3 separate regions of the Homo sapiens genome follow, and all the other regions are linked to region 2. Evidence: read pairs that join two places in POLR2A ChIA-PET (ENCODE). Cell type or tissue: A673. All regions are shown on one strand. Links, peaks and the distances in the headings refer to the core of each region. The heading gives the core; the rest is flanking DNA. Region 1 has its middle 120 kb from the start of LINC02667. Region 2 has its middle 170 kb from the start of MGMT. Region 3 holds the start of LOC124902559 (a long non-coding RNA gene).

Region 1 (10,741 bases), core at 4,962-9,961, 260 kb before region 2:
TTTATCCCTCTGTTGTTTCAACAAGGAAATGGGTCTCATTATAATCTTTCATCTCATTCTTCTCCTTGTCATGATGATGAGATAAAGTACAGAAGTCAAGAAGTGCCTTCCAGAAAAAAAAGGATTAGACTCCTTCCTTCATTTCAGGGTTTTTCTATAATGAAAGATACAGTTAAGCCTGTTAGTTCTATCATGACAAAACAAACATGAAATTTGGAAAAGTTTGATTCAGTTTTTCTGTTTGTAAATTCTTTTGAGTAGGTTGGCTGCTATGTTTGGTTTGGACTTCAATGGACAAGGAAAAGGGAAATAATTCCAATTTTATTTAGCAGATTTAAAAATTAAAGTATAGATACTTGCATGTACTAAAAACAGAAAAAGTTATATTTTGAGAAAATGGATTTTGTTATAAATCAGCTATCCAGAAAAACTAAGAATACCATGGCTTTTAAACCATTACAGAGCTGAGGGATTTACCCACTGAGGTATTATTTTAAAGGGAAAACAAAAACTCAAGTGCAATGGTTTAGGTCAATAAACACTGCACTTTTCCAGGCAAGGCTTGTGAAGAACTTCCTGTAGCTTTCCACAGCGCGAAGGGGACGTGCAAGTTCACATCTGCACACCTAAATGTGAGCCTCCTATGAACGATGCTCTCAGAAAGAGTCCCCCGGCTGGCAGAACAAAGGCCAGGTCCAGGGGTTACTTACAAGGCTCCAGTGATGGTCATCCTAGAGCCAGAAACCGTCTGCTGGAGAAGCCCAGGTAGTTCCAACCATCATCTCACCTTGCAAAGCCACCAGATGCCACAGCGGGCCCCTGGCCGTGCAAGCTTCTAGAGAAGCTGGAAGGACCTGGAGGAGCGGAGGCAGGGCTGTCCTTGGCTCTGCTCGGATCTGCCAGGGAAGGCTTCCTCGGGTGAGGAAGAGGCACGGGGACCTTGGAGAGGCCAGGGGCTACTTGTGGACACTTCATTTTTCTAGTCTGCCAGGTCCTAGAAAGTAGAGCTGGCCAGCCAGGACACTCTCTCCTGCAAAGCCCACCCAGGGGTCGCCAGGACCCACTGGATGGCCATGCAGTCATGGCTGAGCCACATGGCCAGACTGACCAGCCAGGGGCTGGCAAAAGGCCATCAGAACATGAGTGCAAACATCAGGTACATTTTCAGAACACAAAACTTTATCCTATCTTTAATCAACACCACAGTAAAAAAATATTTATTCTTTAACAGCCCACCCTCTTTGTTCCAGCTACAAGTCAGGAGCAGACGCCTGACCCTTGGGGAAATCTCCTGGGTGGGACCCCTCTCTGAGGGCTGGGCTCCCTCCCCCACTAGGGCCCTCCAGAGACTGCCAGCCCCAGGCCTGCGCCAGCCTCCAACCCCCGCCCCCTCCCTCTTCAAGCCCTACTTCTCTGCCGGATCTACTTGCTGCAGGAGGCAGACATCCCATGGTGGGAATACCCGCAGGCCAGTGTGTGCAGCGACGTAGTGCTCAATACTTGGATGGCTCACCTTCCTGCCACGGAGGTTTAGGGCCAGGGGAAGCAGCTCAGCCTCAGTGCCTGGGCTTCCCAGAAGCACCCCGCTCGGACATCCAGCCCAATGCGCCTGCTGCTGGCCTCGGGGACAGGCTGTTGAGGACAGGCTGCCAGGCCTGAGCAAGCCTACGGCACCAGCAGGCTCAGCACAGGGCTGGGAGTGGGTGGGATGGGAAGTGAGTCTTCAGAGAGGGAGAGGGAAGGAACTAGAAACAACCACTTAACATCTATGTGGAGCCTGGGAGCATTTGTGGAAGTCATCCCCCTTACTGTTGAAAAGATGCAAATTTGGTGAAATAATCAGCTGTATGGCTCCAGGCTGTTTCCCAAGTACCCTGATTCCTAACAGGAGCGAAGGTATTAGTGTAAGACACCAGCAAGGCCAAGTTCACGTTGCTCAGAGGTAGCCCCTAACCAAACTCCGCCAAGTGCTGCAAAAGAAGATTTGTTATCTCAGGAAGGCAGTTCATCCAATAAAGCCAAAAAAATAAAAAATTAAAAATTAAAAAAAAAGAAGAAGAAAACAAACCAGAGTCCTTAAGGCTGGTTAAAGGGGAGCAAAACAGCCGAGCCCACCGGCACTCGGCACAAAGGGGGCCACTGGTTGTGTTCCCACAGTACCCGCTTCCTTGGCAAAGTGGCTCACATCACTGCAGAATGAAAGGCAATTAAGGCAAAGATATTTTTCCAGCATTGTTTTAAGTTCCACATCAAATATTCTTTCAGACATTCAAGAATCCACTTATCTCCAAATGAAGGGCAGAAGCTAAGCTAGTGATTTTTTGCATAGGATCTGCTCTTTATGGAAAGCATGTGAACGACGCCAGTAGATTCTGCGACATCGCGACTTCCATTAGAAAAGCGCCCAGTGAATCACTTCATACAAAGAGAGAATCCTTTCTGGTTCCTCAGGCTTCCCTGACCTCTTACCCCCGTTCCAGTTGGCAAAAGTTCGGGGACAAATTAACAAAATGGTTAAGCATGGCAGTAGATTTCATGCAGAAAATTATTCTTCGTGCCTGCTCCATAGCAAGGTCTTTTAAGTGATGCGGTTACAATGGACCTAAAACGCCACAGCCTGTAAACTAAATATTTCATCAATTTGCTGAGTATAAATTATATCTTAAAACTCCAGCCCTCTAGGATCAGGACATAAAGTGGCCGTTCAGTCAAGTGCTTTGAGCACTGCGATGCAAGATGTCTATAAAATACTTTACTAGGTTTTCATGTACAGTGAATTTGAAATAAGTGTAATGGAAAAACAAAAAAAAATGTATAGAAATTACAAGCTGCTATTTGATTCCTTTGTAAATTCTCTGGTCATGCCGGCTTTTTGTTGCCTTTTCCTTCTTTCTGAACAACTGAAGAAGACAGAACTTAGAATTATGAAAGATGGTTTTTAGGTCACCACCACATGAAGTAGTTGATTGGGCTTATAACTTGGTAAGAAATTGAACTTGAATTAGGCTCTCGTGTGTGTGTGTGTGTGTGTGTGTGTGCGCACGCGCGTGTTTCATAAGCTCTTAGGATACAGCTATATTTATGCATTGTGTATTTAGTTTTCCTTCATTTTCCCCTCAGAGGATGGAGAGGGTGCTGTAATTTTCAAAATACTGTGAAAAACATTTCTACAAATTGCTTTGCTTGTCTGCCTATATACGTTAAGCAGCACAAAATAAGCGAGGGGACCCTTCATCGCAAAACCTTTTTTTTTTTTTTTTTTTTTTTGCATTTTCTGTAACAACATAAAATCTGCTGTTATGACAAGAAGTCTGTAGTTCACTCCTTCATTTATAATTTAACCACAGCCTATATAACATAATCCAAAAAATATGGGGCATGATTAGTGTAAAAATCAAACACAGTAGAGGCTTTTTGAATACTCCAAGAACAAAACAAAACCAAAAAAAGGAGAGGGGAAGAAAACATTGCAGCCATCTGAATATATGTGGTATTTCTTTAATACTTCATTTTAAACTACCTAATTGTGTTTTTAAGCTTCGGTTTCTGTAATTTTGCAAGACGAGGCATTCCAGTGAGGAAACATATGGTGAGGGATTTTTAAACCACACAGCGAGAGTGCATCATAGACTTATCTGCTGTTTTAATGTCACAAAAATCCACCACTGAATTTATCCAGTCACCCATTAAAGAAAGAAAAGAATTAAAGGAAAAGGAGGTTTTAAATCCCCTAATGCTACAAGAATGAGTGAAATATGCTATCAAGTTCAAGTGAGAATGGTGCTGGAGCTTCAGGACTTCTTATAAGACCAGCAAACAGCAATTAGCAACCTGAAGGCTGGAGAGTTATTTCAGGAGCACTGCAGACAGCCAGTGTCTCAAAGCGGCCAGCCGATTCTAACCTAGCACCTCTCATCACTTAGCTTCCTAGATGCTCCTGTTCAGAATGGTCAGTTTTAACTTTGTTTCTCAATAGGTCAGTAGGCAAAAAGATATATAAAAATATCTCTATCAATTGATCCATTAATTGATAAAGAAAGGAAGGAGAGACGGATGGATAAATAGATACACGGACATTTGCTTTTAGTTTTTAAGTCCTGTTGTAATGGTCACTTAAGAATAGTTGCCTCTATATGAAAGGGCAGCTGTCTTAGGATGGTCTTTTTTAGGAGAGCTACTGAATCAGCAATTTGCGCAGGTGTTGCGGTGGCAACAGAAAGCTCTGATGGTAGCAAACTTCAACATTCGGACCTAAGTAAGATCTAGAAAGGGATTCCAGACACACCAGAGTGTCTTTACAAATACCTACGCAGCTCCACACACAAGGGGTGTGTGGGGGAGTGCATGCGTGTGTATGTGGTATTTCCAAGGGTCCTCCGGGCTCACACGCATGCAGGGAGATGGGGGTGGGGACAGAAGCATCCAGACATGAAGCAATGTATATCATTATTCAAATTATGTCAGATTCATCCTTAAATTACACTGGTGTTTCTTATCAGAAATTGTTTCATATACTATAATATGCTGCAATAAGTGGACATTAATTAATGCTAAATTACAATGGAATTACATATTATATCCACATGAATACTGAATGACTCTATTATGAATAATATTATTACAGTAAATATTCAAGGACCTGTAAGTAGTTTGTCGCTAATTACAAAGTGCTGACAACTACACATGACCTTAAGTTAATGTAAACTTTTAAATATAACAGCCACACAGCAAATCTTTGATTAATGCTGCAACAAAAATATAGCCGGAGACGTGATGAGCAGAGTCGAAACGCAGTCCACCACTCCTTCTGGAAGTCTGATTTATCTGCAAGACAGAAGCGTCTCTTGGCTTAGAATTCCATGCAAGCTCTATTCTCTCAGCACAGACGTGTGTGGCTCTCTGTTCAGCTAATGTTTTTAAAAATCCACGCACAACTTCGCCAGAGTCTCTGGTTGTGGTGGGTGGTCATTTTGTCTTAGAAGGGAAAATCCTTAACCCTTTGCCACTTTCTACTTAAAAGATGTCAAAATGCTCTGGTGGCATTCTTTTTTTTTTTTTTCTTTTTGCACAGTGAAACGGAGTGAGAACAGTATAAGGTGTTAATCTTGATAATTAGGGCACAAAAGCAATTAGAGGTCTAAAAACCTTAAGGCGCCGAAAGTGATTTTTTGTTTATTTGCTTACCTTATTAAGTTAAATATCTGTCTGAATTAATCGCTAATGAATGTAAAGAAGGCTCAATAGCAGCGGTTTAATGAACAGCCGTGTCAGTTGCATTTTACAGGGTCCCAAATCATCGAAGATTGCAAGCCAACTTGCTATTCAAAATTACTTTTCTGCCCAATTTTCTGTTTGCAAAGCAGTAAATTATTTACATTTATTGTGCTTATTTAAGCACTTAAATGACTATGAATGGAGTACAGGCACATTTTAAAAATATAGAACCATTACACAACTCTACTGCTAGAAATTCCCGTTATTTTCCCCTGAAGACTGCTTCCTCTACTTTTCTAATCTCTCTTTTACAACAATTCATGAAAAAGGGCATTATTACATTGAACATGTTTTAATAAGTTATTTATTATTTAACATACTTTAAGAGGCAGTGCCATAGAAGTTACATTACACACACTAAGAACGGTCTCTTTCAGACCTGCCCAGTTGCCTGAACCTAAGTGCTTAAGTTTCCTGAATAAAATTATTCTGTCTTTCATTAGAAACAAATAAACGGTGCTTTTCACCATTACTCACATCATAAACATTGATATTTGAAGAGATCTATTATACTAATTATTGTCTTTGGAAATTATCATTTAATATATTTACTTTCTTTAATGGTTATTCTTTTGAAATCAGTGACCACGATTTTTTTTTATATGTGCAGCTGCTCCCACGCACAGGTCCACAGCCTTAAGTTGCACTTACATGCAGGGAGACCCAGCCTGCGGGAACAGTTCCCGATGTGCTCTCTGCACATCCACAAAGCGCCCCAGCTACGTCGCTGGGCAGCCAGTTGACCACGGCCAAACCCGTAGATGGTCCAGATCATCAAACTGAGGTTAAGAACGCATAATGAAAAACACAAGAAGGGAGAATGGATAGATAGACTCATGGTAGCAGGAAAAGGAAGAAAAGAAAAAAGGAAGGAAAAGAAAGTAAGACCCTTGGCAAGAGAAACAGAATTCTAGGTGATCCTGCTAGCTAGATCGGGGTCAGATTCAAGTCGTTCTTTTCAAATCTTTCAGATGACTGCAGTGGAAACTTTCTTGTGTTTGCGAACGCAGACAGACACTCGACACCCAGTTTCTCCATGGACGGCATGCATTTACATGCATAATACGGCGGATGTGCCCGCTCTGACTGCAGCTCATTTCCTAAGTCGCAAGAAACGCTGGTATTTTTCAAAAGTGATTTCAAAGAATTTGTGTATGTGCATGTGTGTGCGCACGCGAGCGTGTATGAAAGCAGCCATATTTATTATTCAGACTTAACTATTTGCGTGTATTTTCCCAAATGATACCAGGGGCAGCGTAACATCTACTGTTAAAAAGCCCCATGCTATTCATAAGAGATTATACTGGAGTAAACATTACAGTAGCAGTAATGATCTAATTAAAAGAATCAGACATACTTAAAAGAGTCCCTTCTTTCAGGAAGGAGGGGAGAAGAAAAATCAATGAGGCAATCCATAGTCCGGAATGGGGCGAAGCATTTTACTGTGATCAAACACAGTCTATCTAGTACATATCTGAAGTCCTCTGGTCTTTGTTACTTAATGTGATGCGGAAGATCAGAGATGCGTGCAGTCTGTGTTCCAGGGTTCCAGCTGAGTCGCTGTCATATGTTAAGCTTTTTTTTGTTTTAAGTTGGCTATAATTCTACCTTACTCCAAGTGAACAGTGTTTCCATTAAACTAAGCATTTCCCCAAATCTGGCAAGAACCTTGCATGGGGATTTTCCTGAAGCAACCTAAAGGTGACCCTAGAGCACACCTACGAATCTGGGTTTGCACGGCACTGAGCTCCGTGCCGGCTCCCGTATCTCTACCCTCAAGAAACACAGGTATTGTGTGTGCGTGTGAGATGCAGGGTGACAGAAAAAAAGGGAGTGCAAGCCCTATATCACCAATTGTCTACATGAGTGCCAACACATATGTCGGCTTATGTTTGGAAGACATTATTTTTTCCCAGCTGCTTTCTTTTGTACCTACCTCCCAGCACTTGAAGTGGGGCCTGCAAACCGGGTTTGAAATGTGGTCAGACGGAAATGCAGTAGCCAGGACAGAATGGGAAACTCAGGAAGGAGGCTGAGGTGGGAGTCTCCGGTGTGGCCGGGAAGCCATCCCCCCAGGAGGCCACGGGGGGGAGCTGTGGCTCTGCTCAGGGCGGCCACAGCCAGTAGCGGGGAGGAGAGGGCGGAAAATATACTGTAGCAAAGCGATGGTGGAAGAGGAAAGGTAGGTTTTATAAGTTCCTGAATTTTATGACTATGCTGCAACGGTGGAATGTCCACTCAATCTGTTGCGAAGTTAGCACAGAAAACATGCACTGGGCATATTAAGTACAGGATGAAATGGTGCAGTGAATATTTATTAGCAAAAATATAGGTTCTCAAAAACAGAAATAAAACAGGGTAATAGATGAAGGGAAGAATAGATTTAACACTGAAATAAATATCAAAGGTGCAAAGAAAAGGCAAAATATAGTGTTCAAACAAAGCTGTGAATTGGGTCCAGATTTAATGCTCCCCTAGGGAAGAAAAGGTTGGACAGACTGCTGGAATTGAGATACTACTTTTAGTACACAGTCCCTGTAATGCTGTCAGCTTTATTTCCTTTGACAAATGTGAAATAAAATTTGTCAAAGTTAGGGCTTGGAAAGTTGGCTATTGAAAATTCAATTGGTAATAACTAGTATAGCCTAGCACTCCGGAGATTTTTAAAGGAGAGGGATGTTTAAGATGCTGGGGTGCGGGGGGAACCGTATTACATATTGTATTTCACTTTTTAAAAATTTAGCAGTTGACTTAGGCAGCTGGATTTCTAAGTTTCCTGTTAGCTGGGTTCACCGTTAAAAGGCGGTAATTTAAAACCCATTTCCATGATAACTACAATGATATAGTAAGTTTGAAAATATTCTGGTGTCTACACAGAGGAGGGCTCCTATGATCTCACTCAGCTTGGGGTCCACACGCCACGAAGACTTTGCTTGATCCAGTTCTATAGAAGTGCAGGGCGTGATTGCGAAGTCAATGCTACCCTCATTCCACGCTACAGAATTCCTGACTCTGCTTCTCCTTCCACCATGCATTGGACGCGTTTGCAGTGCAAACGGTGATTTACTGGGAATGTTTAATAACAGACTTTTCTTGTCTTCTCAATGTGCTGCTCCACAGCCCCAGCCTTTCCCTTGCTGGGTGCATGGCAGGTTTTCCAGGGAAGCTCTTGGAAGCCACTTCTCTCCCGTGCTGCCCTGCCGGTCCCACCCCCGCCCCACCCCTCACCTCTGCTGTACTTGGGAACAAAGCCACGTATAAGAAAAAAAAGAGCGACTTAGCCTGCATATGGATATCCAGGGATATGTCTGTTTTCCTGACTGCCCCAATACACTCTCAGTGTAATCAGGAAGACAAAACAGTCTCGCCACATTTTCTGCTTCTTTCTGTGGAACGGAATCTGATGTCTCCCAGCTGCATTCATGTCCCTTCAAAGTGGGCAACTTGGCATTTACTCCCGCTCTCTAAAGAGTCACCGAGGGCATTGGAAATTTCGGCTGCGAACCCGGAGAGCGGCTGGCTCTGCTGCGGCCGGGCTGCCGTCGCTCCACTCCAGCTGCCGTTTCTTTATTTAAGAAGAACTACAGAAAAGACCTTTAGGAATCACCTCTTAAGTCATTATGGCATAAGGCACCTTTCTGTCTTTATGACATGGTGGGGGGGGGGGGTACGATATTTAATTGAAGATTTTATTTTTAATTTTCGCATTCTTACCATGTGGTCATTACTTTATTTTTACATTTTCAGCCCATTTTCTTTCCAGCCCATCGCAGGAATTGGGCAGTCAGCAAGAGCCAGAGAGTGCTGGCATGTATCATTACATTCTCAAGATGGCATATTTACTGCGCTTGCCAGCAGGGTCGCGCTTCTGTCCTAGTAAATGTAGTGGAGTATGAAAAAGGCAATTACATCTCACTGGGTGACCTTTTAACAGCCATGACTACCTCCTATCTATACATAATTATTATAGGTGATGATTTCCAAGTATTACAATCTCCTAGAGCCGCCTTTAATTCACATCACATTTAGGCACGTTTGTCACCAGTGCTAGAAATTTTAACCCCCGAAAACTGAAAAAACAGAAGAGAAAAGTGATAGCAATGGATGTCAAGCTCTCAAGTCATCCTAATAAAAACACAGCAAATAAGATGTCGCCCTGTTTGTATTCATTATCAGTTCTTACATGCTCCGACTCTTGCATTAAACATTAGACAGCCTCTGATGCCTGCTTAACAGTTTAATTCCCTCCTCAGTATTCAGGCTGTCATAATAAAATCAGTGAAGCAGGCAAAGTCAAATAAGAGCAAGAGGAGGCATAGAGCATGTAGCACAAGCCATTGTCATCGCTTACTATTCACCCCGCACCACTTACAGGAGCTGAATTCAGCATATGCTGTGGGTGACACACAAACCAATCTCTCCCTCCACCGCTGTGGCCAGCCTATCTTGCCGGTGCAGGGCGAGGGTGGCGCGCGTGCAGAGGGCCGATAGCAGTCCCTTCAAAAGGAACCGGCTTCTGAGCCACTGGAGCTGGCACAATAGAAGCCACTTCTGTCAACAAAGACTGCAGACTAAAGAGCTAGATATCCCCACTATGGAAAGATTAACAGCGCTAAATCCGTTTAGGCCCTTTTTTTTACTTATTTACAGGCTGCTGATCTTGAAGGCTGAATCAGAACAAGAGATTAGCTCTATTAAGTGCTGCCCATTTTTCTGAATTATGTTTTTGAAGACTTGGACAATATGAATAAGGACTCATATTAACCACTGTACGAAAGGCGCACACTCCATTGCAATGACAAAGCCTTCGGAAAACTACTTGTCACTTGCAGTGATCCATTGCAAATACAGTTTAATATATAATTTATATCTACCAGCTGGTGAGAGCAGAAAGGGAGCGATTCCACTCTATTTCTCTTTTAAAAGAGAGAGAGAAAGAAAGAGAGAGAGAGAGAGAGAGAAAGGCTGGCAATGTAGGATGTCACTAACGATAGTAAAATAGCTCAGCAAACAGTTCAATAAATGGTTCAATACTTGTGATACTATCCAAACAAAGACTCGAAGCCATTAATTTTAAAAAGTTCTGTGAATCTTCTTTGAACAGTAAATATTTAATCACGGCAATATGTAAGCTGCCCTCTCATATTTTATCTCCTAACCAGAACCGTGTAGTGAACCTGGCCTTTAATAACTTTGACCAGAGCGATATTTTGCCATTTTTCTCCTGCCATCAAATTATGAAGTGTGTCCAATCCAGCATGTTGCTATTTGCTACCTAATGCGCTCCTATTGATGCCTAAATATAGCGCTGGACAAATGAGCTCCGTAGGTGTGAACACTAAATAATGCCCAAACCCCACTTAAAAATACATATATACATGTGTGTATTAAATATATCAAATGATACATTTAAAATTCTAACTATATTTAATAACTACACTACATGTTTTTTAAGTACTATATAATT
Region 2 (10,741 bases), core at 3,458-8,457:
GCTTATAATGGAAACGTGGAAGCTTCAGCATGTTAAGAGTAAAAAGAAATAAGGAAGTGTTTACCTTTGCTTTGTCTAAATATACTTACAGTAATAAAAATTCATTTTATTGTTGCATTTCTTTAGGAAAAAAATAATGTTGTTACTGTGAGCCCAAATCTAGCCCATAACTTCCTATCCCTAAATATTTATTATGGTAATGTGTATATTTACAAAAATCTAGCTTTTTAGGAGAGTGAAATTATATCTTAGCAGAGGATTAAAATCAAGCAAAACAGACTACAAACTATGCAATAGAGAGAGTAAACCAGTTTCCTGAGTGATATCGGCAAGTCTTAGGATTCACTGGAAGAAAATTAAAACCGGCAATACTGTTGACTATTTAGTAGCTGGAACCAAAGTGTCTATAACCAGAGCAGAAGCATGTTGATTCATTTTCTTCATGGTGTGTAGACGCCGGGATGTTTCTGAGCTGCCTGCCCACCAGTGCTCACCACAAAACAGAAGTTTTCCCAGACCCTTGCAGGGAAGCGTGAGTGTAGAATCAAGTGCAACTCAGGCAGGCTGGCCTTGTCTGGTCTTCCCCAAAAGTCAGCAGAAAGAAGATAGAAGCCAGAGTCTGCCTGGGAAAGAGGCCTGTGGGACTCAGAAAGCATTGGGTTGCCCTTCCTGATGGACAGTAACTGGATTAGATGCTCTCCAATTAAACAAGTTGAGCACCAACCCTCAGGCTTTGAGACAGGCAAGACTTGTCTAGAAATTCACTTTTCCAATCTAGCTTTAACAAGAAAAGAAATTTCTAAATGGAGATGTCAAAACAATTGTAAAGGGAAATGTCAAATGGAAATTTAGATAATTCTGCTCTTTTAGTGGGAGTTCTAAAGCTACAGATAACATGGACCAAAGCAAAGAGGACTGGAGCCAAAACGGACTTAACCAAGATGAGTCATTACTGCAATTTCCAGATCCACCACTCATCTGTGAAAGCTCATCATGGAGAAGATAGCTGCACACGCAGCTGAGCCCTTGGGGTCTGCATGGCCCTTGCCCAGCCACACACGCTGTGGTCTGAACTATCAGAATGTCTGTACCTCCCAGGACAGATGGCACGTGCCATGATCAAAGACACCAGGAGAAAGAAAAGAGCAGAGCAGACACGGAAATGAGTCCTCTGAGAAGGGCTGATGGCAATCATTTACTAATGAGAAAATCCATGTGACTAGAGTGACAGTCCAAAAATCACCTTTCAGAGAAGCAGCCCGAAATGATGAAATCCCAGCCTCAGTGGTTGAAGGGAGTACAAATTGGGAGCTTCTTATTTTTCAAGTGTGTCAAACATCAGTTAATAATCACCAAGGCTCAGGTACCTACAGCTACAACTGGTGAGTCTGTTCCTGAGGAGCTGTCATTTGCATTGGGTCCATGAGTGATTGTGTCATTGTGTCTTAGTGAATTATTGTGGATGAGAAGTTCAACACCAGGACACATCACACTCTTTTACCAGGTACACAAGCAGTAGGTCTGTATGGCAGCAACCAGGATATCTGGAGGTCAAAAAGTCTTGATATTGGAAAATTATCCTAAGATGTACAAGTAGAAGGTAAATGATAAACCTTTAATTCCCTGCTACTTGTGAACTCTGCAAGGTGCAGGTCAGTTGACTTCTGAGTGGCTCAGGTGGCCTATCAATGAAGCTCCACTGACACCTGAAGGGAGGGGCTGGGCTCTTCAACTTTTCCTTCACTGAGCAGGCATGGTGCCAGGTGCTGGGGTGACAAGGTGGGGACCCAACAGAACAAGGAGACATTGTTCCCACCTCCAAGAATCTTACCACCCAACTTGGGGGAACAGATGGCAATAACTACAACAAAGCAGAAGAAGAAACCTAATATAATAGGCACACAAAGTATCAAATTCAAAGCCCAGAGAGATTAATTCCATCTGGACCACAGGGGACAGAGTCATGAAAGAGGGGGCATGTGAGCTGACAACTATTAGGAAGGAATTAATGAGGACCCTAAGGAGGATGGAAGCAGTAACATGGAACAGGAGGAAAGGACCCATGACACTAGCAAGACAGGACCGGAGAGAGATGTGTCTATCTACTTCTTCATCAAGAAGCTCATGACAGACAAGCTGAACTATACCTTAACATAAATAATGTAATTTGTACTTTATTTCAGTAATCAGTTATAAGTATGTAATTATTTTATATGTGAACATACATGGTAATTATATACTTATATAAATGAGATATAATTATATATACATATGTACATAAAATAATTATAAATATATATGTGTGTAACTATTAAAGAAGTTAAGAATGATAAACTTAAGCAATTTAAACTATTTTTAATAATACTTTGGATTTTTTTATCAGTATGTAATATTTGAGATTGGAATAGAGGACAAAGGGAAAATCTGATGATGACTCTCAGGATTTAAGTGATAAGTCATCTCACAAGTGTTAGGTGTGAGAAAAAATCTTGAATTATTTGATGGTAAAATATTTGCCTTGTCCCAATTGCTCACAGGCCTTTTAAATCTAAAGAAAGAGAGCACCCAATGAGACAGATGATAAAATTAAATGTAAATCCCACTGAAGTGCAAAAACAAAAACAAAAACTATATATTGCTGCAAAGTCCTGTAAGGATCCATTAAGGAATTCCAAAGGGTGGGATGTGGGAGGCTGCACTTGGCTCTGCTCCTATAAACGAGGATGCCATCCAGGCACTGCACTTTGAGACAGACAAGAACTGAAGGAATTTCAGAAGGTGACCCAGACAGTTCCAAGAGAAGTAACTAGCTTCATATTCATTTCATCTTTATACAAATGAAGGGTTGGCATAGGGAAGACCAACTACATTTGATCTGTGGCCTCTTAGGATAGAGCCAGGGCCAATGGGAAGAAATAAAAGGAAAGACCATTCTGTTGAGTAGCAAAGAGAAATTTCTGGCCTGAAAGATGTCCTCTTTCAAGAAAGCAGGGGTTTGCCCATGGGGGTGTTCATGTGAAAGTTGGGCTTGCGTTGTATTTCTCGAACACTATCTTTAGCTTCCTTATAAATATTAATGATTTCATTTCCATAAAGCCTATGAGACAGAGACTCTTATTGTCCCCATTTTACAGATGAGACAAATGGAGCACATAGAAGCCACACAACCTTCCTAAAGTCACGCAGCTGGAGGCCGCACAGCCAGATGGCTCCAGAGGACATGTCCTTAATCATGATGTTGCTATTTAGCAGAAACATCGCTGCAGAAAGTCAGACCACAGATGGGGACTGGTGGAAACCAAACATATGACTACATCAGTCTACAAAAGCATCATGGTATTCCCACATAATTCAGAAGCATGCCAGGCCATTCAGAATCTACAGACCAGAGCAATCATGCAAGATAATGGAAGATAATGACAAAACAATATAATGACAAGATAATGGAAGATAGTGACAAAAATATTCTGAGCATCATTGATTTAGTCACCCTTTATTTCATAAACATCTTAGAATTTTCTTCCCACCTTTGTTTATTATTTGGTGTGATTTTGTGTTTTTTCTTCCTAATCTTTTATTAATTTATTTTAAGTGACAAGTAAATATTGTATATATTTATGGTATACAAAATGTATTTGTATTTTGATATATGCATACATTGTGGAATGGCTAAATTAAGCTATTTAACATATGCATTATCTCACATACTTATATTTTTGTGATTAGAACACATAAAACCTACTCTCAGTAATTTTTAAATAAACAATAGATTATTAAATGTAGTCATAATGATGTACAATAGATCTCTTAAATTTATTCCTCCTGTCTAATTGATTTTGTGGTCTTTGACCAACAGTTTCCCAACACCCCCAGCCCCCGCCCCCAGGTAATCACCATTCTACTGTCTGCTTCTAAGAGTTCAACTTTTTTATGCTCTGCATATAAGTAAAATCATGCAGTATTTGTCCTTCTGTGACTGGCTTATTTCACCTAACATAATGTCCTCCAGGTTTATCCATGTTGTCCCAAATGACAGGATTTCATTCTCTTTTAAGGCTGAATAGCATTCTATTGTGCAGATATACCACATTTTCTTTAGCCACTTATTCGTGGTATTGATGAACATTTAGGTTTGCTTTTTATTCTTTCCTTTTCAACTTTTATTTTAGAATCAGGGGTGCATGTGCAGGTTCGTTACATAGGTATATTGCATGATGCTGAAGTTTAGAGTATGAATTTATCTGTCATGGGAACAGTAGATACTGGGAAATACAAGAAGGGGAAGGAAGGAAGGGGGGTAAGGGCTGAAACCATCCTTCTGTTGGGTATTATGCTCACTATCTGGTGTGAGCTTGAAGACCGATCATAGAGGAGTCCATCTCAGATTCCACTCAACAAGAAAGCATTAGTAATAAGCACTGAGAAAAGCAAGGGCATGATCAGAAGGCAGAGGAGCCTTGAACATAGTAATGCCAGGTAAGAACTTGCCCTCCACTGTCCCAAAATGGCGCCCATCACATGGGTTTCAGTGTTTCCTTTATCTCATACCAAATTAAGAAAGTATCAGAGATATTGTCTCTCACCTGTTAAAATGACTATTCTCAAAGAGCTGAAACATAACAAGTGTTGGCAAGGATATAGAGTGAAGGCTGCCTTTGCACACCATTGGTGGGGATGTAGACTAGTACAGCCGTAAGAGAAAACAGTGCAGAGTTTCCTCAAAAAACCATATGACCCGGCAATCCCTCTTCTGGGCATATACCCAAAGGAAGTGAAATCAGCACCCCGTTGGCATATCCACACTCCCATGTTCATTGCAGCGTCATTCACAATAGCCAAGATACAGAAACAACCTAAATGTCAGTTGAGAGATGAATAGATAAGGAAAATGTGATGTGTATACACACAATGGGATATTGCTAAGCCTTGAAAAGTGGGAAATCCTGCCTTTTGCAACAACACGGATGAGCCTAGAGGACATTAGATTAAGTGAAATAAACCAGACACAGAAAGACAAATGCCATATGATCTCACCTATTTGTGGAACCTAAAAAACCGAACTCATAGAAATAGAGAGTAGAAGGGTGGTTGGTTACAAGACAGGTCGGGGGTGGGGGAAATGCAGAGATGTTGGTCAAGAGCACAAACTTTCATTTATAGGATGAATAAGTTATGGAGATTTAATGGACTCATGAGAACTATAGTCAGCAATACTGTGTTATATACTTGACATTTGCTGAGACGGTAGATCTTAAATGTTCTCATCATTGAAAAATATTGTAACTATGTGAGGTGATGGATATGTTAATTAGCTTGATGGTCGTGATTATTTCACAATGTGTACATATTAAATATATCAAAACATCTGCTTGTACACCTTAAATGTACACAATTGTTATTTATCAATTATTCTTCAATGAAGCTGAAAGAAAAAAGAAAGTATCAGTGTTCTAGATAGACCAACTTCTCAATACCTTAGAAATCCCTACAGTGGCCACAGCCAAATACTAAGTTCAATTATATTTCTCATCTCAAAGTGGGGTCTGGGTAACTCCCTGCCAACAGCTTAGGAAAAGCCTAGTGCATCAGAGCTTCTTAACATGTTTCTGAACAAGATTTCAGTAGTACTGGACATAGAGGACTTGATTCTTCCAATTCAGAACCCCTGATACAGGTCAACTACTGACAGTTCTGTTTTGCGGTGGTTCCTAGTATGGTACCTGGCCAAGGGCACACTAGATCTTTGTCAAGGTAATGACTACTTTTTATTAAATGCTTTCCATGTATCAAGTTCTGTGCCAAGCACTTGACATATATCATTTTATTTTATCCCGTGAAGTAGTTATTGGTATCTTCATTTACAAATAAAAAAACAAGCTTAGTACTTAACTCACTGCCTTGAACATAATTATTGCTTTAAAGGTAGCTAGGATTCTTAATAGCTATTATTACCAAAGCATGAACAATCAGTAAAAAGCAAACCTGAGCATTAGCCCCAGGACCAATCTGGTCACAAACATATTAATGAATTGAACAAATGAGTGAGTGGAAGGAAGGAAGGAAGGAAGGAAGGAAGGAAGGAAGGAAGGAAGGAAGGAAATGAAGACAATACAACCAGAGTTGTTCCTTTAATAACAAGACAAGGGAAAAAGAGAACTGTCAGAATAAGTGTTAATTATAATATCCAGGGGTGGGATACAGAGGTTTTAGCATCTGCTCTTTGCCAAGCACTGCACTTATTCCTGAGGAATACCTGAGGGAAAAAGTATGGTTTCTCACAGGATCTAGTTGGACTGGAAATATGACATTCATATTGGAATCCAGTGTCTTTTTCTGAAAAAGAGAGTTCGTTCCAAGCTTAGCTCACATGCAAGCTAAGACAACCACTAGAAATTACTCTCCCCAGGGCAACTAGCATTGCAGCAGCTCAGGGGCCCAGACTCTTGGGCACCAGAATAAGGACCTGGACCACTGATAAGATAACTATATCCATATTTCATGCAAGAAAGTACTTAGCTCAGGCTTTTTTTTTTTAAGGGATGTTTCTGAGTGAACTAAACATCTTTCTGTTTGAAATTGAATAATGAACCCCAAATGTCTACTTTACCCACCTGAGATTCCAGCATTAGATAGTCACTCCTTTGACTCCCAAAAAATGTGAAGTCTTTTACTCTATCTTCCACTACAATAAATCACATTGGAAAGATGTTATATTTTAAAGCTTTTCAGTATTTTAAGACAATGAATTGAGCAAAATCTTCATTTGAACAACTGATTGAGAGAAAGGTACCAGAGAGAAAGAGTTAAAATAGGCAACTAGGGAATGGGCCAGAGAAACCTAAGGGCTCCCATCTTAACCAGGGTTAGCCTCAGGGCATCTCAGTCCATTCATTCTGGGAGGTGTCACATCATCACATCTCAACTTTCCCTCTGTATATGCAACAATCACTGGTCACTGGCCAAGCAATAAAGCTTCACATTCAGCACTCAGCTATGACTTTAGATGGATGGCTGGGAATCCCACGATGTCACTCCCTCATCAGAAGCCTCTGTCCTCACGAGGAGCCCTTCCGCTGGAATTTGTCCAGTGCCATGGCTGCTGATTTAACTGCACATATTGGGAAGCAAAAAGTTTAGGTCCTTCTTTACCTAACTCTTCTCACCAATTCCTGAACTCAAAAATGTGTTAGAACCCTGTGCTAAAACATTCAGTGAAGTACCAAGCTAAACCTAGGTATTTCATTCTGAGAATAAAGAACGTTTGCCTCCATGACAGTTCTTGTTTAAGCGAATAACACAAGTTCGCCATACTGCATGTGGTTCCTTTCAGTAGTTCCTACTTCTAGGAAGCCTAGAGAATGAATTCAGGGACAATAGCAGTGCCGGTGCTAGTGCTAATTTTTATCAACCTGCCCAGCCACAGAAGCAGCTGAACATATTTACTGGGAAGCCACCATGAGCAGGCTAGAATTTGATGCTGGGAACACAGACACAGGTAAGAAATGGTAGAGCTCAACCGGGCACTGTGGCTCATGCCTGTAATCCCAGCAGAGGCCGAGGTGGGTGGATCACCTGAGGTCAGGAGTTCAAGACCAGCCTGGCCAACATGGTGAAACTCTGACTACCAAAAATGCAAAAATTAGCTGGGTGCAGTGGCATGCACCTATAATCCCAGCTACTCTGGAGGCTGAGGCAGGAGAATCACTTGAACCTGGGAGGAGGAGGTTGCAGTGAGCTGAGATCGTACCACTGTACTCCATCCTGGGCAAGAGAGTGAGACTCTGTTTCAAAAAAAAAAAAAAAAAGAAAGAAAAAAGAAATGGCAAATCTTCATCCCATCCTTCTCCACCAACCATGAACAGGATATGACAAGGACTCTTGTCCATTCGTTTACAACCTAATTTTGTTTGTAATCTTACTAATTAACATAATTTCACTGAAGTAAAACTAATTGAGAAAATATAAAACACAGACTTAAAAAGAGAATTTTTGATAATATATGGAAAAAGGCAGAAAGACAATTGCACACGGTATGATTAGGGCTCTTAGTTACTTATTTGCAACCTAATTTTGTTTGTAACATAATAATTGACATGATATTTTAAAAGAAAAAAATGAGAAAATTTGAGGGGAAAGCAGAAAGGAGAGTTTTCTATAATACAGTATACTGAAATAAGAGGAAGGCAATTCAATGTTTGAAATGCTCTCAGTGGAAAAGGTTCTCCTGACATATCTACCAGGGTTCAAATGTTGAGCCCCCAAATCCCACTGATTCCTGCTCAGCGTCCTTGCAGTCACCATCCCCTGGGGGAAGGTGGTGGCTGGTGGTAGCACAGCCCACATTCCTTTCTTCTCCACCTCCACTCTTACCTGCAAGGCACTGCAGAGTGATGGTTGAGAGCACAGACTCCGCAGTGCCCTAGCCTGAGGCTGGCTGGGCTCTGCCCCTCAGGAGCTACAACAGAGGGTGTACAGGGCAAGCTCTGGAGGAACACCTCGGGCACCCAGGGCAGAACCCTCCCCATCACCTGGAGCACAATGTACCTGATGCATGCATTTTCAAGAAGGTAGATTTTGGCTAAAGATGAGAGCTTCGACTTTTCATTAGATGACACGATGAGGTAGACCATGTCCTGCTGATTACCCGGACAAGGAAGTGTCCCAGCCAGTCATAGAAAGCAGGAGCTTACTGCCATTAGTGTAGTGCCCTAATGAACACAGCTGTCAAGCCAACAACTGACTTCCCCCTTGCAACCAGGTGTGTCTGTGTGGCCCAGCTGGCCGGGAGATGTAGGAGGAAGTTTCCTGCAGGGATGGGGAGGAGGCTCTGAGAAAGATTTTGTTTTCCAATAAGAGCACCAGGTACATTGCTGGGACGGCTCCCTCCCTGTGCAGCAGCCACCCAATAACCACAACATCATTAAGTAATGTCAAGAAGGCAATGCGCTGAGACTGGAGAGCAGAAGAAAGCATCACTGGGCTAACACAGCAAATGTGGAACCCCCTCCTTCAGCACCCCCTGGTTGTGAGATCGTCTTTCTTGCTGAAATCACTGTTAGGCATGCCTAACTGACATGAATGCTACTTTTGGAGCATGAGTGAGCATCTACTGTTCAGAAACAATGACATCTTAGTGGCTACAGCCTATAACTGGCCATCCATTCATTAGCTATGTAATTGTCAGTCATTTCTCCATGAAAGTACAATAACAAAGAGGAAAAGCCTGGCTTCCTTCAGAAGAAACATAGACCTACGCTTCGCTCCAGGAGTGAGCTAGCACTACTTGCTGAGATCCAACAAGCAGGACCTATATTTTTAAGCCTGAAGTTCCCAAGTCCTCCCTGTTTCTCTGTTTAAATTCCAAATATGTATAAAAATATGAACTATTATAAGACACACTTGTGCCTCTGAGAAAATCTTGGGCAATCTATCACTGTAGCTTTCGTGTCTTTGCTAGTTTCCCATGATTCTGCAGGTTTTCAAGAGAAGTATTTGTGGCAGAGCACCATTATTACTAATAACAGTATCTGAAAATTACATAGTGCTTTCCTATCTGTAGCACTTTCATATATATTCTGTATTTGCAGATAGTTCTAAATGACCAAGAGGTTGCTGTTTCTTTGAATGCAGGATAGAGTACAGTTGACACTTGAACGATGCGGAGGCTCGAGGCGCCGACACCCACACAGTCAAAATCCCCTGTAGCTTTCGACTTTCCAAAAACCTGTCCACTATTGACCAGAAGCCCTGCCAATAACATAAACAGTTGATTTTATCCTGTATTGTATACTGTAGTCTTACAATAAAGTAAGCTATAGAAAAGAAAATGTTATTAAGAAAAGCATAAGGAAGGGAAAATATATTTACTATTCTTTAAGTGGCTTACTTATACTGGCCGGGAGATGTAGGAGGAAGTTTCCTGCAGGGATGGGGAGGAGGCTCTGAGAAAGATTTTGTTTTCCAATAAGAGCACCAGGTACATTGGTACAAGGATTACTATAAAGGCCTTCATCATCATTGTCTTCACATTGAATAGGCTGAGGAGGGGGAGGAGGAGGAGGGATAGGTCTTGTGTCTCAGGGACAGCAGAGATAGAAAAAAATCCACATATAATAGGACCCACACAGTTCAAATCCATGTTGTTTACGGGTAAACTGTATATGAAAAGTGAGTATGGTAAAACCATCCATGTTTTTAATATGCAAATATAAATAAGATGAGACAACAGGCTAAGAATGAAAGGAGCATAGAGAAATGGAAAAGGAGCTAGATAGGGTAATAAAGTAATATTAATTAATAATTCAGTAGCCCAATTTCTATGTACTTTAAAAGCTGTAAAAAATGCATAATATTCAATCAATATCATGGAGGATAAATTAGAGAAACTATATAAGAAACAGAGGAAAAGGATGAAGATTGCCAAAAGAATTAGAGAGAAAACTATAGGTTTAAGCAAAAGAGAATAAAGATCCAATATTCAATAACTAATGTTCCAAGAGAGGAGATAAATATAAGAGGGTAAGTGATTGGCCATATCCTGGAACATAAAGGAAGTCTCAACAACGTTCACAATGTTACAGAGACTGAATTAATTAGCATATATTCTCTGACTGTGAAAGAAACAACCTAGAAATAAATAACAAAATAATCTAACTAGAAAATCCTCAAAACATTTGGAATTTCATCAATACACTTCTAAATAAGTCATGGGGCAAAGAACAAATTATAATGGATATTAGAA
Region 3 (10,741 bases), core at 34-5,033, 260 kb before region 2:
AAAAAGGCAGTGATGTCAAGCAACTTCTGAGCTCACAAGAGAGATGCAAGGCCGGTGGCATCTGTGTAACAAATAAGCCTGTGTCCCAAGTCCCTCCCAGATCATCATCTTTCACAGTAGCTTCCAAAAAGAAACATGTTGCTATCCCATTGGAAAGGGCAAATGAGGTCCCAAGCCACTTACCCAAGGAGAATAAAAGGTGGAGTGGGCAAACCACCCAACCCAAGCACAGAGCTCTTTCCACTAATCCCCATGGGCACACCCTTGAGAAACTCTAGCCAGACTTGCTGTACTCGCCAAGTCACGCCCCAGCCCCTACAGTGTGCAGGGCTCTGCGGAAGGAAACACGTAAGAGTCCTGCACTCATAAGCTTGTGGTTTGCTTGGGAGACGTGTGAGCCTAAAGTTAACTATCTCTATTATATTTATTTTACATGTAGATAATATTTATATGCATGGAATATTTTCTTACATTATGTATGTGTGTATATACACAAGTGTGTGTGTGTGTGTGTGTGTATATATATATATATATATAGAAAGAGAGAGGTAGGGATGGAATAGGCATGGATGTGGAACGTGTGTATGGCAGTAGTGGTGGGAAGTAGGAGCAGGTCAGGACGCTCAGGGCACACGGATCTGACCACACATGGATCACCCAGCAGTGACACAGATACTCAGGTGATCAAACCGGTCTGGCAGAGTAGTGATGAGGTAAATGAAACCAGGAAAAGAAACCACAGAGCAAGAAGAAGGGGCAGCATCACACCTCACCTTTTCTGGGATGCAACCCCACTTCTGCTCAGGGTCCTCTCTCAGACCCACCTGCCCCAGCACTTCCAGCCCTCAGCAACATTTCTGTTTCCCTGAACTCTTGTAACACTTGGCGTTGCTTCCACAGAACTCAGCTCTGTCTTGCACGTTGTCTTCCCAGAAGTAAACACATATGTGGGCATCTCATGTCTGGGTCTCCTCTTTCTAGCGTGTGCTCTAGGGGAACACTCAGTAGTCTGGCAATGGCCTAGGATGGCCCAGACCAACCAATAGAGTCTCTACCGTGAATCTTTTTTTTTTCTTTTTTTTTTTGAGACGGAGTCTCACTCTGTTGCCTGGGCTGAAGTGCAATGGCACGATCTCGGCTCACTGCAACCTCCACCTGCCAGGTTCAAGCGATCCTCCTGCCTCAGCCTCCTGAGTAGCTGGGATTACAGGTGCCCACCACTATGCCCAGCTAATTTTTTTTTTTTTTATTTTTAGTAGAGACGGGGTTTCACCATGTTAGCAAGGCTGGTCTCGAACTCTTGACCTCGCGATTCGCCTGCCTCGGCCTCCAACTCTTGACCTCGTGATTCACCTGCCTAGGCCTCCCAAAGTGCTGGGATTATAGGCGTGAGCCACCGTGCTCAGTCTACTGTGAATCTTAATGCTAGCACCTGCTGCCAAGTCACTTGGCCTCTCCCGCTGTCACCTACCTCTTCTGTAAAATGGGTGAGTAATACAATCTACCTCACAGGGTGCTACAAGACAGTAGACAGAGCTCAGCCCATTGTGCAGCACACAGTAAGCACCCGACAAAAGAGAGTGGGTAACCCTGGCAGCTGCAACAACTGCACAGGTGATCGCAGCTAGTCCTCAGTTTCCCCATTTGTAGAATGGGTACTAAGGTGTCAACTCTGCAGAAGTTTCATGTGGAGAGAATAATGTACACAAGGAGCTTGGCACATAGTAGATGCTAAAATTATTTTGTCTATGAGCAGCAGGTCTATATATTTTATATCCCCAGAGAGCTTTGCTGAATGTAATAGACACTCCATAAACACTTGTTGATTTACTGAGAAAAGAATTCCTTGTACTAATTACATGCATTCACACTGATGCAAACTGACTCTACCTGTCCATTTAAAGAGAAAGAAACAAAGCATTAAGCTTCCTTCACGGCAAAGGAGCATCAAATCAACAAGCATCACATTGCAGAGCTCTGTCTGGCCAGGTCTTGGGATTCTCAATTGCACATTTGTGTATATGCTTCAGTCAGGAGGACTATTCAGTCTGCCTCACATCATTTTTAAAAGTTTGCAGGTTTTCAGGCTCCAAAAGTGTCATTATATTTGGAATGGAATTTTGCCTCCTCCACCAGTAATGTAATAAAATCTCTGAGTCTGAGAAAAAGTCAGGAAAGGTCAGATGTCAACCAGGTTAACATTAAAATTGTTAGAAAACAGGAACCGTAATTTGGGGATTGAAAAAGAGGCAGAATTCATGTTGTAAGTGCAAGTGATCTGGAAATAGATGTTTATCTTGGCCATTTTCAGGGAAGTGACATCATATCGTGTGTCTACTGGGATATTACTCCTGCATTTTTCAATCCAGATTTTGGCACTAAAGTTGGCAAAATTAGACCATTTTGTTAAACTGATCTTGGAGGCGTCCACCTCCCGAGCACATTACAACACACCTATGACATGACTCTAGAACAATGGGTGAAAAATGGGCCATAAAACAGGAATGGCCTGCTTCATGTAAAGTGGATTTTATAGTGCAGGTGTACCTGCATTTATCGATACTGTAAAGCAGCAAGATTGTGCCACCATAAAGCATAATATTTGTTTTAAAAAAGAGGAGGAGAAAAAGAAAATAACAGATCCGCCTATGAATTTAAAAATTACAATCAGAAAAAATGTAAGCCTGTGGGGCACTTTATAAAAAACATTTGTCATTTTATTATCTTAGATTGCGTACACTTTGTCAGAGGCTTTGTAAGATATGTGAAACAAAAAGGCAATTTGGGGGAAAAGAAGAAAAAAGGAAAAAGAAAAAAAAGCTTTGTTGAACTGAAAAAACAGTTTCCACACCTACTCAGGAAAAGCCACATCTTGAAGCATCTGAAACCCCCGACTGTGGCTGAAATATCCAACTGGTGGTGGGCTTGGGTGGTGGGAGAGTGGCTTGCCCCTTTCGGGTATGAATGGGAAAAGTCTGAATAGGAAGTCCTGCAGGAGTTTTTTATTGCCTATTTCCTTTCGGGAAGATGGCATTGTTTCTCTCTACAATGACTAGGGAAGGGGTGTAAGTAAGACGGGTTGACAGCATCCTTCAAAGCTCCTGCTGGCTGCAAGAGTGCATGGGTTGGTATTTTTTTCCTTGCAGAGCAGATCTTGGCTATTTATAAGTAAGATCACGCTGGTGCCTAAGTTTCCCTTCCCTAGAAAGGGTTCTTGGCATAATGTTTAGATTAAGAAAACGGTCTAAACACAATGCAAGAAGTATCTCCCCACCTGCAGCGCTCCGTGTTTAAAAGTCAAGCTCTTTTCCCTCCCATAGACAACAGCTCCAGAAATACCCCTCTGAGCAATCAGGACACTGAACAACCACCTGCCCAGCAAGCCAGGAAAGGGCAGCTTTGAACAGTTTCCTCTCCTTCTCCTTGACACATTCTTTGCCAAAAAAAAAAAAAAAAAAAAAAAAAAAAAAAACATTCTCCAATGTTAGTGGACTTGGACACAATGAATTTCATCTGAGGGGTTAAGAGAGGGCACGCATTTAGAGCGAGAATAAAACAAATGTTTAAAAAACCCATTATTGGTTGCATTTCAATCCCTGCTCTCCGTTCTTCCTCGGCGCCAAATGCCATCCGCATGCTTGGTGCAGATGTTGTCACAGCTGCCCGCTCACATTGCTGACAGGATGCAGTGTGGGCTCCACCACTCAGGATCCCAGGAGGGTGACCCAACGAGACATAAAGCAAGGACAACTGCAGCAGAGCCTCCAAACTGCTGCCAGGGGGAGTCTCTCTAAAATGCAAATCTGAGCACAGCACTCTCCTGCTGACAGCCCTGCCATGGCTCCCTATTGCTGCTCTCCAGGAAAACTTCCAAGATCCTTAACCTGACATAGAAGGGCCTGCTCAGTGTATCTCTGCTTGACTCTTAAGGCTTGCCTGTCTGTGCTCTCTTTCCTCCTCCCACCAACAATGGATACACTAGCTAGCCTTGCCATGCTGCTTATAGAGGCCTGAGCAAAACAAACTGCTCCAGGCCCACTGTTTCGAATGTTGCTCCCATCTTTTTGACCTGTCAAACTCCTCTTCATGCTTCAAAACCCTACCCAGCTTCTCCTCCTCTATGAAGCCTTCCATGATCCAACCATAGCCAGAGTTAATCCTTCTCTCCTTGTACAACATTTTCATCTAAACATAACTTCTTGCATGTTCTAGTTATTGCAGGTATCATACTATAGCCTACATGTGTGTCTACATGTATGCCCTTAGGGTCCCCCACTCCACTGGTAAGACAAAGCCTGAGTTTTATTTCACCTTTTATCTTCAGCACCTGACACAGTGTCTGGCACATATAATGTGGAGAAAAGAAAAGAAGGGAAAGAAAAAAGAGAGGAAGAAAAGACAGGGAAAAGAGAAAGGAAATGATAATCAACTGTGTCACTCCAGAGTAAAAGCACATCCAGGAAGCCAAGTCTGGAGCTACTGAATAATATTCTTGGTTGGATTTTTCTCCTTCCCCTGACCTGGAGTCTGTAGAAGATGAGAAGACTTTATATCCAAGAAACCAGTTTCATCTCAGGTACAAACACGCAAGTTCACTCTACTCCATGTAATGTGCATCCATTGAGCACCTATTACATTCAAGAACTAAAAATGTACCAACTTGTTCAGAAAAAGTTGTAAATAAAATAATAGGATTGAGCTTCTCAGTTCTATGAAAAAGCCACCGTCTCTTCTCTCATAATAGCACCTGTGAGGTTTTCTTGCTGCTGGAATGTAACATGACATCTGCATGTCACAAACACACAGAAGGATTGCATTTTTACCATGCCGTTATTTCCGTATTTTCTCCTATATATGTCCCCCCTCCATCTAACCATGTAACCTCAGATTTGCAGTGGACTACTGAAACAGTAAGTGTGTTATATAAATAACCAAACCATGGTGAAGGGGAATAGGACATGTTAAAATGTGTTTTTATTTAAAAACAAAAGATACAGTGATGTATGTAGCCATGTAAGGCTAGAGCATCACATTTGGCCAGTGTCATTACACCATAAAAAGGCTACCAAACTTTTGAAGCAGTAGGGATTTTCTGTATCTGGTCATTTTTCCTCTAGGGTGTGTGGTCATCAACATTTTTTAAAACACTTCCTAATTTGGAGTTGGCTTAGAAAAAGATCACAGTGTCTTAGAGATACTCCTAAATATGGGACATTTATATATGGGAGGCATACCTATATGGTTTTTAAAAAACCTCCATATAATCTCACCAGTAAGTGCCTAATCTCACACAAGTCACTCAACCTCTTTGTGCCTTTGATTAATCCTTGATTTTACTACCACAGAGCCGGATGGAAACTTAAAAAATTATTTATTTCTGTCCATCAAATGCATACTTATAAACCCCATAAGAACTTAGGATATTATAATTGAAATGCTAATAAACATAGTGGCAATAATCCAACCATAGAAACAGCGATAGGGAAAGAAAGGACAAAAGGCAGTGATTGACCACTGGCCCTTTCCTGAAACAGGAGCCCACCGTGGCTCTCGGAGTGGAACTGATGCTCCTGCAGCTCCCTCAAGACAGGTAAACAACGAGCTCCGGACCTGCCTCAAACCAATCAGGCAGTGGGTATTGGGGCCTCTGAGTCAAGGCCAATCAGGAGGCAGGTAGCATGCAGGGCACTGAATCGAAGGACCAATCAGTGCATAGGTAGCTCAGTGGGCCTGCCTTCAGGCCTGGGTACCGCATCCCCAGGCCCGCATGGCACACCCTCCTTCCTTTCCTCCATCCTTCCCTCCCTCCATCCACCCTTCCCTACTCCATCCACGGTACCCTCCCTCCATCCACCCTTCCCTCTCTCCTTCCTGGCTTCTGGATCTTGGACTCTGAAAGCCCATTTGGGAGAAGGAAGTCAAGCACTGGAGCACCTTAGGACCTTTCTTCCTTCAAAACACCTTCCACAGTTTTCGAAAGCAGGCTGTTTCTCTCTCCTGGGCATGGCTGGGCCTTTTCCGATCATGGGGATGGGAGAGCCACTCAACAATGGCGCTCAGAACCAAACCACGGCCGGGTCTCCTTCCTCAGGCAGCCGCCTTACCACTGAGTCAAAGACACCAGGAGGCCCCCCATTCAGCTGCTGGGGAAAATGGGAGGTAAAGGTATCGGTGCTGTTCTCGCGGAGTCTTTCTCAAGATTGACCTACTATAAAAAATGTTTATATTAAGGAACTCATTTCCACCCCAGTCCACACCCAGCAGACCTAGAAGGGCCGGTGACCTGAGCGAAAAGTATACGGCTGCCTCGCTAGAGATTCTTCAGTCCAAGAATAAAATTAGCTCTTTTGTTTCACTCACAACCCACAAGCGGAAAGAGCCAAAAAGCCCCCTTCCTCTCTCGCCCACCCCTTCCCTCCTCCCCTCCTTCTCTTCCACTCTCTCTCTCTCACACACGCGCACACACGCGCACGCACACGAACACACATGCACACACACGCGCGCACACCGCACACACAGAGGTGTGGTCTTGTTCTACTCCCACAGTTTATGTTCTCAGCAGCTCCAGCGTATCTCATGCCTGGAAATGTCTGAATCTCCTGCTGGCTCGGTGCTGTGACTTGGGGATTTTTTTTTTAAAGGTTCTTTTATTATAAGCCTAATGGGTCCTGCATTCAGGCTCATGATAAACAGGCAGCTTACTGGGTAAATAGCAAACAGCTTGCAAGCTTTCGGGGGCTTTACAACTCTGGTGAACTGTTCGCAGTGGCTCTAATTTTAACATGCTTGAGGTCAGCAAAAACAATAACAAGTGCACATAAAGCACGCTTAATTCCAAAGTCTTCCCTGTGAAAAAGTTGAGTGCATTAACTGTGAGCTCTTGGCAGCCAAACCTTGTTACATCTGTAACACATCATTTGGTTTATATTCAAATCAATGATTGGCACATAAAGCTCTAACAAATTTATTTATCTCCTAGCCCTCTTCTAAATAACGGCTTGCAAAGGCCATGGTTGTTATTTTCTTGACTTACAAACCCACAGCCCCGTCCAGACAGAGTCTGTTGTACTGTTTCTGTATACCACTCACTCCTAAAACTCCTGTTAGCTTCTTATTTTTCAGGAAACGACGTTTCCTTTAAAAAAAAAAAAAAAAAAAAGCTGATCATATGGTAAAAAACACTAAAGATTTTACTTTTAATAAGAACAGTGTGTCCTTAAAGCGGCATATTTAGCTAGCAGAATGTTAACTGCAAGGTAAGAGTGTTGTTTTATACCCTCAGTAACCAGACCAATTATCTGTAAAGTTTTTTCATATTTAATGCATCCCCAGTCTCCTTTCACCATCTGCCCTTCCCCCTCTAACGTTGTGGAATTTTTATGAGATAGGACAAAAATGGGCATTTCCCTTATTACCATCTCACTGTGGAAATCAAATATGCAAGGAAAGTAGTGTATATACTAATTAGTGCTGAATTCATAATTACTGTGCTCATTGATGGAGATACATTTGAATACATTCAACTCCTTAGGGAGAGGAGCCGGCTGTCCGGGAGAGTTTGAAAAAATGCCCTCAGCCTCTTTTCTTCTTGAAATTAGGGATCTGTGGCATACAGTAATGTTATAAGAAGAAGATCCAAAGTGCCCGCAATTTCTTTAAATATAATTAATCAAGTGAAGCATGTAACCTAATGAACGTATTTGATATAAGCTACTGTTCAAATATGAGCTTTATCTCTGCCTGTGTTGGAATTGCTAAAAGGAAGGGACACCGTCTCATACATTGCTGTTTAAAATGTTACACGGAGCTGGGCGTCAACTGTGTGCATGCTTGTCAAATTAAAAACTGACAGAAAGCCACAATTTTTAATTGCTATAAATTAATAACAATTAGAATTTACAGGCTAATGGGTTGGGCTTGAAGTCATGAAGGTCGGTGCTTATAGAAGGTTGATGAACATCAATTTTCCCTTTCACGCGTGGTTTCTTCTTTGCTCCTGTAACTTCACCATAAGTCTCAAATATCTTCTCCTCAGTGCTTTTTGTTTTAAGGACCAAATCCCATGAAAAGCTTAGCCTGGTATGGCTACTGAGAAGCGAGTCTTCTCAATCACGGTGGAATTAAACTGTTTTCAGGGGGCGGGGGAGGGGGGCATGGACAGTCAACCCCTTCGCATTCTCTCCTTCTCCCAGAAGCAGGTGGGGACCGGGGCTAGGCTCCTGCCTGCATTTATTGAAAAGGAGATCAATCCTCTCCAGCACTTGAGTGAACGGGGGCAAGCGCTGAGGCCCGCCGGAGCCCTGCTGAACTTTCAAATGAAATGCTGGCTGCCTCTATCAAAGCCCACCTTGGAACCAGTTTAGAGCTGCACCCAAGTTCAGAGCCAGGAGGCCAGTGGGCAGTCGGATATGTGGACCCCCTGCCCTGCTCAGAACCAGGGTCCAGGTGCTGGAATTACTGCCCAGCCTTTCGGAAAGGAGCCATATGACCTTGGGGATCAGCATCTCAGCCTTCACCAATTCCTTTCACCGACAGCAGAATTGGATTCAGGCCCCGGGTGGCCCTCCCTACCCACCCCACCCCTTACCCCTGGGCGCTAGCTGCATTGCCACAAAAAGGCACCCACACAGGCAGGCAGCAGCCCCACACGGCCGTCTCTGCTGTGACTTGGGGGGTCCAGCGTGCCTCTGGATGCCACCTCCACTGTGACTTGGGGTCCCTCCTCATGTGTGCGGTTGAGACAGGGCTACACAGACTGAGAGGGCCCCCGACTAGCTCTGCTCAATGCAAAATCAACCCTTACCAGCAAGCAGACCCTATGATGCCAGAGCCACTGTGGTTCCCATGCCCCCTGCTCCGGCTTCCCTGGACCAGACTTGTCTCCCTGCAGAAGCCGGAGAGAAAAGGCCTGATGGGTATCTTTAACCTCTATTTTCCACTCCCGTTCGGCCCTCATTCGACCCCAGGCCAACGAAGTAATTTGGAAGTGGAACTTCACCTAAGTGTTAATGATGGAGCTGGGGAAGTTGCTGTAATGAGGCACCGTGCCGGAGGAAGTACCAGTTGGGATTCCTATTGTAGCCATATGTGAGGCCAATGTTGCATGAATTAACATACGGTAGGTCAAGTTAACATATGTACAGTGAAAAATGACTAATGACTTATCACACCGATGTTATTTTTGAACCTTCCTCCTTGCATCCAACCTTTCAGGGAGGAACAAGTAAAAGCAGTTTATGCCTCAACTGTCCCGGTTCCCCGTGAAGAAGGAGAAAAGTGAAACCATATGCTTAGCAAAGAGAGGAAGGCAAGCCAGAGAGGCAGGCTGGAGGAGAACCAGCATGGGGCACGGCCGTCCTGCAGCAACCAGCCGGCGGGCAGGGGTGCCTAGCCACGCCGCCCCCACCGCCAGACAGCAGCGGGCCGGATGACAGATGCTCCTCTCCCCATCCCACAGGCGACATTTAGTGCCCTCCGTGCCACGAGATACCGGGATGGCTGCAGGGGCACCACAATTAGATCGGCAGGATGTGAAAAGAGTCAACTTTTTTGTTTAATGCCATCAATTTGCGATGGAGGAGACAGGTATTAGCTCGGGGACCTCCGCGGTCCCTGCTAGCTATTAGTTCCCTGCACAGCTGCACCAAACCCTGGATTATGAATCTGCCACGGCGGTCATTCATCAGTTTCACAGTCCACCCCGGCACATTCCAGCAACAACAGAAACAGAACATCTCATCACACTGACTTCAACAACCGCACGGCTAAAATCCCAGTTATCAGCAGAAATGAATTTCATCATGTGTGTGCGATGAGGTGATGAAACCGAGTATAAATTATACGGGTTCAAGCATGCTGATGGTCCGGGGTGCGCAGCGCCCGGCTCCCCGGGGCCGGGGTACTTCCTTTCTCTTGGCTGTCAAACAGGAAGCCTTTAAAAGTTGGCCAGAGAGTTATGGAATTACCTGTGGAAACATATTGTGAGGGTCAGGCCAAGGGCCGATTTGTCAGGCGGCCAGTGTCGGAATCCACACATCCACAAGCAGCATTTGTTTTCTTAACACTTTTTTTTTTTTTTCCCCCTTCCAGGATATGTAGCGGCAGAGGCCAAAGTCTATAAATTTCTGACTCTGCGCCCTACTCATTGTCCGAGTTTCCGCGTTTTTCATGAACGCTCTCGGCCGCCGGGAATTCTCTTTGATGGGATTTCAGGTTTCAGCAGCAAGTCCTGTTTACTTTTCTCGATTCTAGACCCAAAGGAAAATGATACTTTGCTAATTCCCTCCTCGGAAAGCCCTCGTCTCCTGGTTCTTGTTCCTTGGGATTAAAAGTTGTGACTTCAACTTTTTCTTCCTTGGCTCTAAGATGGGAAAACTGAGAAAACAGCGATGGTCAAAACTGCGCTGATGATCAAAGAAAGCAGACAGAAATGAACCCCGGCAGCGAGTCAGCAGCCCTCCTCCTGGATACTGATATACTTTTGGTGTCTAATGTCCTGGGATGCTTCTTGTCACAGAAATATTCGCATTGTGAAGTGCACACATTCAGCACCTTGGTGCTGCTAAATGCCAAAGCATCAATGATACTATCGAGAAATAGGAAGACAAAGGAAAGAAACACTGAGCCCAGAAAGCTTCCTTACCTGGATTCTCTGGTTTTTGCATTACTTGGGAAGCTAGTGCTAGACCGTTAGTCCACTGGAAAATGCCATATTTTTAAAAATGGTAATCTGAGTCATTTC

Evidence for each region. ChIA-PET counts read pairs that join two places held together with the same protein. Peaks named below come from ENCODE experiments on the same cell type or tissue, not always from the same donor. Only the 100,000 strongest peaks of a DNase experiment are listed, where the experiment ranks them.
Region 1: POLR2A ChIA-PET joins it to region 2 with 21 read pairs; 4 of 35 experiments call an interaction of 5 or more read pairs at or near these places.
Region 3: POLR2A ChIA-PET joins it to region 2 with 16 read pairs; 4 of 35 experiments call an interaction of 5 or more read pairs at or near these places.

Annotation. Positions count from the first base shown.
Region 1 is chr10:129,024,370-129,035,110 of GRCh38, forward strand. No RefSeq gene overlaps it. Among named protein-coding and RNA genes, the nearest start is that of LINC02667, 120 kb to the left of the region's middle. RefSeq lists an enhancer at 8,824-10,542. In A673, for the core only: CTCF peaks have their summits at 7,352 (motif pointing right) and 9,131; DNase peaks (open chromatin) are centred at 6,362, 7,362, 9,142, 9,632 and 3 weaker places; H3K4me3 peaks cover 3,698 bases; H3K27ac peaks cover 5,000 bases.
Region 2 is chr10:129,288,197-129,298,937 of GRCh38, forward strand. No RefSeq gene overlaps it. Among named protein-coding and RNA genes, the nearest start is that of MGMT, 170 kb to the right of the region's middle. In A673, for the core only: no CTCF peak of the experiment used is centred there; DNase peaks (open chromatin) are centred at 4,815, 6,125 and 6,965; H3K27ac peaks cover 4,648 bases.
Region 3 is chr10:129,036,463-129,047,203 of GRCh38, forward strand. LOC124902559 (a long non-coding RNA gene) reads right to left here and starts at 291. Exons shown (of 2, transcript XR_007062390.1): 1 at 184-291. In A673, for the core only: no CTCF peak of the experiment used is centred there; DNase peaks (open chromatin) are centred at 289 and 3,129; H3K4me3 peaks cover 88 bases; H3K27ac peaks cover 3,808 bases.